2 separate regions of the Homo sapiens genome follow, and region 1 is linked to region 2. A link is a loop called in an ENCODE intact Hi-C map of the cell type or tissue named here. Cell type or tissue: endothelial cell of umbilical vein. All regions are shown on one strand. Links, peaks and the distances in the headings refer to the core of each region. The heading gives the core; the rest is flanking DNA. Region 1 overlaps DIAPH2 (diaphanous related formin 2). Region 2 overlaps DIAPH2 (diaphanous related formin 2).

The links. A loop is a pair of places that touch in the nucleus more often than their neighbours do. Peaks named below come from ENCODE experiments on the same cell type or tissue, not always from the same donor. Only the 100,000 strongest peaks of a DNase experiment are listed, where the experiment ranks them.
Region 1: a loop joins it to region 2, with 6 times the contacts of the local background. A loop is called at or near these places in 2 of 110 quality-filtered maps.

The regions. Positions count from the first base shown.
Region 1 is chrX:96,768,076-96,773,467 of GRCh38, forward strand. All of the region lies in intron 4 of DIAPH2 (diaphanous related formin 2), which reads left to right. Among named protein-coding and RNA genes, the nearest start is that of DIAPH2, 86 kb to the left of the region's middle. In endothelial cell of umbilical vein, for the core only: a CTCF peak has its summit at 2,453 (motif pointing right); no DNase peak of the experiment used is centred there.
Region 2 is chrX:97,019,495-97,024,886 of GRCh38, forward strand. All of the region lies in intron 17 of DIAPH2 (diaphanous related formin 2), which reads left to right. Among named protein-coding and RNA genes, the nearest start is that of RPA4, 140 kb to the left of the region's middle. In endothelial cell of umbilical vein, for the core only: no CTCF peak of the experiment used is centred there; a DNase peak (open chromatin) is centred at 2,377; H3K27ac peaks cover 1,118 bases.

The DNA of each region.
Region 1 (5,392 bases), core at 263-5,262, 250 kb before region 2:
AATGCATGAAACAGATTTAGAAAACAGCTAAAATGATTGATTTTATTTCACTACAAGCCAGGAATAATTTATCCACAGGTAGAAAAATAAGCATTCTTCTGTGACAAAAAGTAAGAATTGATATGATTACATATGATAGTTGGAAAATAGCAAACATTGTAATGACCAGACCTTATAATTTTAAATAAGAGGTAATTTAATAAGTTGGCAGCAGCAACGGCTTTTTGGGAAAGCATTTGTCTCGTCATCAGAAGAGTCTGAGTTTGAATCCTGATTCACTACTCATTCATTCCCTGTGAGCTTGTAAACCTCTCTAGACTCAGTTTCATTCCTTTCTTGAACACAAAGTTACTGGGTACTTATTAGTGCCAGGCATTATTCCAGGTGCTGGAATGATGAACCATACAGATAATGTCTTCATGGAACTTACATTCAAGATGGGGAAACAGACAATATGACACATATAAAATATAATGACAGGTAAGCGCTATTAGAGAAAGCAGAGAGTGATCAGGGTGTGGTATTTTAGATAGGCGAGCTCTTTGGGCAAATGACATTTGAAAGGAGACCTGAATGAAAATGGGAAGAGCCATGCAAATATCTAGGGAAGAGAGAACATCAAGTGCGAAGGCCTTGAGGCAGGAGTGTGCTTGGAGTATCTGAAGGAATAGCAGAGGTCACTGTGCATGGAGTGGGGTGAACAAGGGAAAGTATGGGGGTGTTTAATCCCAAGAGTTAGGGTGACTAAAAACATATGTTAAGCATAGTTAGTGGGTTGTTAATTTGGAAAGGTAAGTTCAGGTCATTTTAGGAGAGATATTTTGAAGAATTGTCACTTTAATAGCCAGCCAGGAGCCCTGGAAGGGTTTGAGCCGTGGAACGACAAAATCCAAGGTGTATTTGGGGAAGAGAAAGGTAGCAGTGGAAATTGGAGAGGTTAGACATAAGGGCAAGGAGATCAAGTTGGGGGTTGTTGCTGTAGTTTAAGTAATAAGGGTGCTGAACTGGAGTGTGGTTAGTAGGAACTAAATGGAGGATATAGATGAGAGACAGAGACTGTGGAAGTAAAATATCCCAGCCTCAGCAAATGATTTTAAAAGGGCAGAAGAGATGTATGAATCAATAATGACTGAAATTTCAAGCATGGGTGACCAAAATGACTTGAGCATTCATAGAGTAGTCAGGGACGAGACCGAGTTTGGAGTAAAAGAAGATTGAGTTCAGTTAGATATGTTAATCAGGGAGAAATTACTAGAATCACAATAGCAGGAGTAAAGGTATCACCATGCAAGAACATTTATTTAGCTCTTACAGCATTAGCAGTATAATTTTATAATTTGGTTCTCTGTTTCAAACTACTGCTTTTACCATTTTAAATGTACTCTCTGTATATTGCTGCTGAGACTATGTTGCTGATCATTCTAATAACATTTACCTGCTTAAAAGCTGAAGCCTGAATATCTTTACTAGGTATTGAAGGCCAAGTATACTTGTAGATGATTCAGTGGACCAAGACAGAGAAGAGTGAATCATTTTGGTGGCTTGTAGTATCATTTACCAGATAAACAATCTGACATAAAATTAAGAGGTCATATTTGTACCTTTTGCAATGTTCCTAATAATCTCAGTCAAAAAAACAAGCCCATAATAGTGAAGGTCAGATACAAATGCATGCTTCTTTGCCCTAATGGAGCATGGGAATCATGAGCACTAACTGAATGACTGTTGCAAGAGTTTTCTCAAAATAGAGCCAAATGAACTCCCACCCGCCAGCCGGCCCTCTTCCAGGCTGACAATGAAGGTAATACTGAGAGTAAGTTTCTGTTAAAAGTATAAACATGGCTGGGCGCCGTGGCTCACGCTTGTAACCCCAGCACTTTGGGAGGCTGAGGTGGGTGGATCACTTGAGGTCAGGAGTTCAAGACCAGCCTGGCCAACATGGTAAAACACCATTTCTACTAAAACTACAAAAATTAGCTGGGCCTGGTGGCAGGCCCCTGTAATCCCAGCTACTAGGGAGGCTGAGGCAGGAGAATTGCTTGAACCCGGGAGGCAGAGGTTGCAGTGAGCCGAGATGGTGCCACTGCACCCCAGCCTGGGTGACAGAGCGAGACTGTGTCTCAAAAAAAAAAAAAAAGGATAAACATATGATCAGGCTTAAAATAATAAATTTAGTGTTATCTATGTATTACTTACTATAAGCTGCCTGATAGTAATATACCTAAAATACCACCAAGTGTGGCAGCATGCTTTGTAGGCTGTTAAGCTGCTACTACATTAATAAATTGAAGTTTTATTAGTTTATTTATAGAATAGTATTTGATAATTACCTCACGTAATATTACACTTGTGTCAGGCCAATTATTTGAATATGTTCTGTGAAAAAAGATTAAATCTTATTTTTCCTTTTTTCTCCTTTTTATAATTGTGTAGTCCAGAAGGGGGAGACAAAACATTGATTATTGGAGGTTGAAGTAGCTGCTTCGTGATGATAAAACATTGTGTTCTTGTATTCCAATTTGATTTTTTTAAATGGGTTTAGAAATTGTAGGATAGTTGCTACTGTAAAATATTTAGTTTTATGGTGGTGATAATTTTGTTAAAAATCTAAATTCAGTCAGAATAAAAATAATGCCATTATTTTAAACTAGCATATATAAAATAGAAAAACTCATTTGGTGATCAGATGAAAATAAGACCTGAAACTATTTAATGATGGTATATTATAAGTGATCTTTTAAAAATAGCACAAACACTATTAAAGTACCAATTTCAGTCTTTTCTAATTTCACATTCATTATATGCAACGAGTAGCTACTTTCCCATTTCCTAATGTTTTAACACTGCAAGCTAACTTGTACATTATACTTATTTTGGATAGGGGTATCTGTATATGTTTTGAAAGGTTTTGTTATTTGAATTTCCCTTCATTTTTGGAACACTATCGTATCAGTTCCTTCCCTTCCCGTGCATTGTCATAAATTGCATTATTTCATCATGCCAGATTAAATTCATTGTTCAATGAATGCTGAAATATAGATTATGAAATATTAACAAGTCATCTTACCTTGGGCATTTGGAAATGTCTAAAAGACAGCATGAATGTTAGTATTATGTTTAGACATGTATTTTGAAAATTGATTATATTAATATTTATGAATAGGGGTCATTATGTTTTATAATCTATCCTGATATTAGAAATGAAAAGATGTATATTTCATGTATGATTTTGCATCACAAATTCATTAGCTGTGCATTTTGATTGTGATCATGTTGGATATTTCTATTGAGGATATTTTTCTGTGTGTATAATCAGGTAAAAGAATCAATTTAAAATCTGATGCTTGATATAAGACATTTAAGACTAGTATAGCCATTATTTTTTGTACTGGATTGGTTTATTTTACTAACAATGGAAAAAATTTTGATCATCTATGTAGAATGAGGTAATTATATGATGTCTTTTTTTGTGTGTTTTTGTTGTTAAGTAATATAGTCTCTACAATATATATCCTTTAAAAGCTCTGTATAAAATTTGCTGTTGCCATTATAAAACTTAAAGTGGCATAACAGAGGGATTTTTTTTATGAGGCAATGCTTCCTCTATCCAGATAGCCTTGTCGGCAGGGGAAAAAGAGGAAACAATCAGATTACAATCAATGTTTAGAAGTTACCTTAGGCTAGATGTAGTTGGCTCATGCCTGTAATCCCAGCACTTTAGGAGGGTGAGATGGGAGGATCACTTGAGCCCAGGAGTTCAAGATCAGCCTGGGCAACATGGCAAGACCCTGTCTCTACAAAAAAATAAAACAATTAGCTGGGTGTGGTGGCACACTCCTGTAGTCCAATCTCCTAGGGAGGTTGAGGTAGGAGAATCTCTTGAGCCTGGAAGTCAAGGCTGCAGTGAGCCGAGATGGCGCCACTGCCCTCAAGCCTGGGTGACACAGTTGAGACCCTGTCTCAAAAAAAAAAAGTTAGCTTAGCTACTGTATATAAAATTTTGGGCCCTTTTCTCATATATTTGATTCCATTTTTCATTTTAGTTAATCAAGTTTCTTCTGTCTGTTTATCTGTTCGGAAAGGACTGTTTGGTTGAACAAACATTAGTTCCTTTGAATAAGTAGAATAAGATAATCTTAAAAAGAAAAAGGCCGCCTTAGATTTATGAAGTGTTTCAGAGTGTTTAAAGCCCTTCATGTATTTCCTCACTTAAGCTACGTGTTATATGTATTTCTGTAGGTTCGTGCATCAGTTTTTCAGAAGACATTGCCTCCATCTCCAAATTCTTGGAGGCTAGTTAGAGTCTGGCCTTATCCCATGGAGATTTTTTTGGCTGAAAGCTATATGGACAGTCTTTTGAGTAGTTTGTACTGACCAAGGTATTTCCTGTCAGTGGTCCACTGATATTCATAACATTTAAAAATGATACATGATATTCATAACTTGTATTAATATCTAGTTTATATGCTTGTATGAAATGCTTTCTGGGTCTGCATTGCTAAATAATGGTGATGTGACCAGTGACATTTAGAGTAATTTTTTGTACTGTGGTCACCATAATTCGGATACCATGATTATTACATTAATTGCATGTGCTTTTATAGTTGCAGCCATAATTACCTATTAAAACAATATAGAAAAAAATGAACTTTAACAGCATCAAAGATATTAAAAGCATTTGGGTTCATTTTTTATGCTGATCTGTTTGTAAATTTTTAGTAACCTGTCATGGTTCTTTTCTTTAATGAATTTGTGATCTAAGGAGAAAATAACTGCTTGTGCAATGTAACTCTTGTGCTTGGAGAACATAACTGCTTTGTATATTTCTGGTAAATCATTTATTTTTATTGATGATTATGATGCTTTTTTGGCAGAGTGCTTATCCACTCAAAGAGCTGTTCTACGAAGTGTGATTGGTGTCTGTATCCAAGATATAACATGTATTCTATGTGTTTATATATGTCTCTCTATATCTATTTATCCATCTTTCTGTCTATCCTCCCAAAGTTAAATGAGCTTAAATAGGTTGCCTCTGTGTTAGAAAGCAGAGAAGTATTACTAGAGAACTGAGGCTCTTCCCCAAAATTATTTCAGATTTTCTTATTGTGTGGAGTGGTTTTGCTTGGAATGAGAAAAGCTATGTGTTACCGGCTGAATTGTTTCCCCCCCCCTCCCGCCCTCCCCAAATTTGTATGTTGAAACCCTAACATATCAGAATGTGACTGTGTTTAGAGATAGGGCTTTTAAAGTGTTAAGTTAAAAAAAAAAAGATGCCTTTAGTGTGAGCCCTAATCCAGTCTGACTGGTGTCCTGGTAAGAGGACATTTGGACACACAGAGAGGTGCCAGGGTTGTGTGCAGACACAGAGGAAAGGCCATTTGAAGACAGAGAG
Region 2 (5,392 bases), core at 206-5,205:
ACATATTTCTTAAGTGTGTGTACTCCTTTGCATATTCCTTGCCTCCCCTAACCTGAGGCCAGTGCTATTTTAGTTTTAAATTTAATAATGTTTCCATATATATATTCTACATATATGGATGGAATTCTAATATATATACGGAATATATATATTCTAAGAGTTCAATGATTATTTAAGACATACTTCTCTAGAATAATCATCCAAATAATTTAAAACAAGATTTTGCCTCTGAATATGTAATAGGCATTAATAGATTTTCACTTGGATTTTCTAACATTAGTTTTTATCCATTTTGATGCCATTCCTAGTATTAATGATAAATTTTTCATTGGCAATATAAAAAGAAAGTCTTCTGCTAAAAAAACTAAGGCTGTTAGTGAAGTTATAAAAATCACAAAAGACTAGGATTGTCGCATCATTATGTGAAACAGATCCTTGGGGGAATACATCAGATTGTAATGCCACGACTCCTGTATTTTAAATCTACCTGCACCCTAAAGCTAATGGCAATAATGCCATTTCAACTGAAACATCAACTGGATTAAAAAAAATCCTAAAGGACAAGGAAAATTCAAGCTCTTGGCTATGCAGTGCTGCAGTTGACCCATTCACTTCTCTGTTCAGGTAATCTAGTTAACACAGGCTTCAGTATCAATTCATTTTAACAAAGGATGGTTAATGTCATTGTTTGTAACATTTTCTAGTGAGAATAAACCTGAAGCATACTATATAAATAAGCCCTTGCTTGCGCTGACTCAGGAACACAATTCTTAATTTACTTAGTGCTCTCTGCAGCTACTTGTGTATGTGTGTGCATGTGTGTGTGCATGTAGGTATATCTTATGGAACTTGCTTCTAATTAACAATACATTAGTCCTCGCTACTTCTAATTAGCAATGCGGTAGCCCTGCCTTATCCACAGGGGGATATAAAACCCACAATGAAACTGCGGATAGTACCGAACTCTGTAAATACTATGTTTTTTTCAAATACGTATGTATTTACAACAAAGTTTAATTTGTAAATTAGCCATAGTAAGAAACTAACAGCTATAATAATAAAGTAGAACAATAAAAACAGTATGCCAGCATCACTACTCTTGTGCATTAGGGCCGTTATAAAATAGGGTTACTTGAACACTAGCATGTTACCTCTACAGTTGATTTGATAACCAAGACAACTACTAAGCGACTAATGGATGAGTAGCATACACATTGTGGATATGCTGGATGAAGGAATGATTTATGTTCCAGGCGGGATGGAGCAGGACACTGAGAGATTGTATCATGTTACTCAGAGTGGTACACAATTTAAAACTTATGAATTGTTTATTTCTGGATTTTTCCATTTAATATCTTTGGACTGCAGTTGACCATGGGTGACTGAAACTGTAGAAAATGAAACCATGGATAAGGAGGGACTATTATAGTTAACTTTTGGACATGTGGTGTTTGTAGTAGCAAGGTGATTTTGCAGTTGTACTCATTATCACCTACTGACAAATATTATTATATATAAGGAAGATTATTTAAGCCATCCAAGAGGAAGTTGCAAGTAAGATGGACATTACTCTTGGTTTCTTCAGATGTTCTTAACTCTTTGAGAAGTAAAAAGTCTGTCTTTACTCCAGAAGGTAAGATCTTGCTGGATGGGGACCATCTTTCATTCCTCTTAGTGTCCTTAGGGACTTATGCAAAGAAAGACTTTTTTTTTTCCTTTTTGAGAGGGGATCACACTCTGTCACCCAGGCTGGGGTGCAGTGGCACGATTACAGCTCACTGCAAGCCTTGACCTCCTGGGCTCAGGTGATCCTCGCACCTCAGTCTCCCGAGTAGCTGGGACTACAGGTGCATGCTACCACGCCCTGCTCCTTTTGGTAATTTTTATAGATTTGGGTTTCACCATGTCACACAGGCTGGTGTCGAACTCCTGGCCTCAAGAAATCCACCCGCCTTGGCTTCCCAAAGTGCTGAGATTATAGGCGTGAGCCACCAGCAAGAAAGTCTTAAGTATTATTGCTGTATGAATGGATGTTGAGAGCTTCGAGTAATGTGTTTAGACTTAATATTACAAAAGACTCTCCTAAAGAGCAAAGAATATAATGTGAATGACGTAAAGGTGTATAAATGAAATTAATAATTAATAAATTAATGAAAAGTATAATAATTTTGAAATATAAGGAATAGTTAATAAGTAGAATAGTAATAGAAATGATTAGGGAAAATAAGTCATTGGTTATTAATATGTGAGTACATTTGATAAAGAAACACGCTCTGAGGCTTGGTGAGTGGAATGTACTGTATGAATTTACACTATAGTTCCCATTCAGGAAACAGTGACTAAGCACTTCCTTTGTGCGGAGTACTTTCCCTTGTTCTGGGGTTACAAAGAGGAAATTATATGATTATTGTCATCAGGAATCTTATAGTATAATAGATCATCGTGCCTATAAAGAAACAGTCTAATAAAACAGTTGTTATAATGGAAGCATTTGCTAAGTGTCAAAGCAATGGGAATAACAGGGAAAGAAAACCTAAGTCTGCATTACTGGAGGTGAAGCTGTGAACTACTGATAGAGAGTAGGATCTATTACTGGACTGGGAATCAGAAGACCAATTTATAATCCCAGCTCTGTACTTTCTAGCCCTGACATCAAGCAAGTCAATTTACTTCTCTGAACCTTTTTCCTTCAATGTAAAGTAAGGATAATAATATTAGGTCTATCTAGTTTTAGGATTATATTCAGGATAATGAGTAACTGTGAAAATGGTTAGCCTATAAAATGCTATGTGCATTTGCATATAAGCTGCTTTCACTGTTGACAGTGTGTGGTGTTGTCCAACCTGACCACCTTTGTTTGGAAGATGGCGTGGTACTATTTTTCTTCTGGTAGGTGGAATAGTAAAAGTTCAGCTGTGAAGGTTAATTTTTGGGGAAGAAGACCTGCATTAATTCTCCAGGTAGATGTCTATACACAAATGTAAGCTTTTTATTTACAATGTAAGTTATTTACATTGTTAGCTTTTTCTCTGAAAATGTTTCAAAACTATTGATGAGCATTTTATTTTTAGTAAAGTTATTTCATTATAAAATTAATACTTAGTTGTGGAAAATCTGGAAATATCATTGGCAAATTTGGAAAAAAAAATTGTATACATCAAAAAATTATTGTCATCTGGAATTCTGACATCCCAAGATAATTATTTTTAACTTTTAAATAATATTCTCAAAATTCATCTCATCAGAGAGATTTATGTTCCTTAAAATGTTAGTATGTTGCTGGGCATGGTGGTTCACACCTGTAATTCCAGTGCTTTGGGAGGCTGAGGTAGGAGGATTGTTTCAGCTTAGGAATTCAAAACCAGCCTGGGCAACATAGGGAGACCCCATCTCTACAAAAACTTTAAAAATTAGCCAGGTGATGCACGTCTGTAGTCCTAGCTACTTGGGAGGCTGTGGCGGGAGGATTGCTTGAGGCCAGTAGTTCAAGGCTTCAGTGAGCTATGATCACACCACTGCACTCCAGCCTGGGTAAAAGAGTGAAACCCTGTTTCTTTATGTACTATAGGGATATGTTAAGTATTTGGCAATTACAAATTTTATTCACATCTAGACATTTATTTGATAATTTGGGTTTCTAACTCTTATTAGTAGTTTGAAATTATTTATTATAATGTTTTGTCATTGGAAATAATGCAGATTTTATTTTCAGACTTTAATTACTTTATCTTGGATATTAGACTTGCTATTCTTATTCTTTCTTTGTTTCTAATATTTTCTTTCTGTTTAACTTCATTCAAAATTTCATGGTTTGGGTATCATTCTGTACACCTATGAATTGATTTAGATTATTTTAAAGAGTATACCAATAATACTTACAAACACATATCTAGTGCTTGCTATGTACCAGACACTGCTCTAAGTGTTTAATGCACCTGGACTAATTCTAACAGTAACCCAATGAAAACTAATATTTTCCTCATTTTATAAATGAGAAAATCGAAGCGTAAAGAGCTTAAGTAAATTAACCAAGGTCACACAGCTAGTAAGTGGGAGAGCTAGAGTTCATACCCACACTGTCTGGATTCATAGCTCAGACTCAACTCTTTCATCATAATGCACCTCTTGACTTACAGGACATTTCGTTAGTGACAAGAATTTCCAAATGTGGCATTTCATTTTCTGTTCTAAGTATTTTTTAGGACAGTATATTGGAAGCAGATTTGCATTCATACCTATAGAAGTAAGAATGTAGTCATTAAGGGAAAAGATTATACCATGTTGCTATAAGAGATATTTTAGATTCCGTGTTTTCTTTGCAATTTACCTTTTACCTATATAAATAGTTCAAATACCTTATCTTAGCAGTGATGCTACACATAAAACATGTTTTATTAAAACATAGCTAAAGATGACAAACCTGCTTCAATATTACCAAAGAAAATCAGATTACATTTGGAATAAATAATCAACAGGCATTCAAAAATATGTAAGTACATAGTTCAGTCTTGCAAGTTATAGTCTATCTAAAAATATATAGGTAAGTAGTAGTCTGGGAAGAAATTATAGCCATCTGCAATACAGTGAGATGGATACTAGGGGTTTTCTTACATATCAACTCATGCAAGAAGATACTGATATTGTTTCTTTAGATTATATGGGCTAATCAAAGCAAATTAGAAAACTTTACACTTTTAATTTACATTTAAGGTATTTTACCTGGAAAAATATTTCGATTTTATGTGTAGATTTTGCTAAAAATATGATATTGCATTTAATGTTATCAGTTAATGTTACCAAACTCTTCTAAATGGAGAAATTCTGTGAGATCCCTGGTGTCTCTAAAACATTTGGTAATACCTTCAAATGAACATCCAGCGTATTCATATCTACACATATTCCAGAGCCAGTGTCTCTAAAACAGATAGGGATTCAGATCATTCCCACATCAGAGAAAGACATGCTTTAGTCTGTGTAGGTTAGGGAGGCAAGAGTCACCCTCTTTGTGTGTGTCAGTGATTTATCACTCTTCCACCCAAAAGAAGGCTTGTCCTCTTTCCCTCAACCCTGTTAGTGCTTGGGGGTTTGTGTTCAAACATAAATTTTGTCATAGCTATACTATAGTAGCAGACATGAATAGATTCACTTATATTTCCATTTATTTCTCCTGAGTATGATCTGATTAGAAGAGGTAAAGAAACAAAGCAACTAGCCAATATGAAAGGCATATCATTAAAGCCAGAATAAAATCTGACTGTTCTTGATTTCCATCTCAAAATAACTGATGTCTTTCCTAAGTTGAGAATGACCTGATCTGTTAAAAACAGATTAACTCATCAATTCTGACCAAATCTTCTTAAGAAGGCTAATAGGCTTCTGTTGACTAGACACC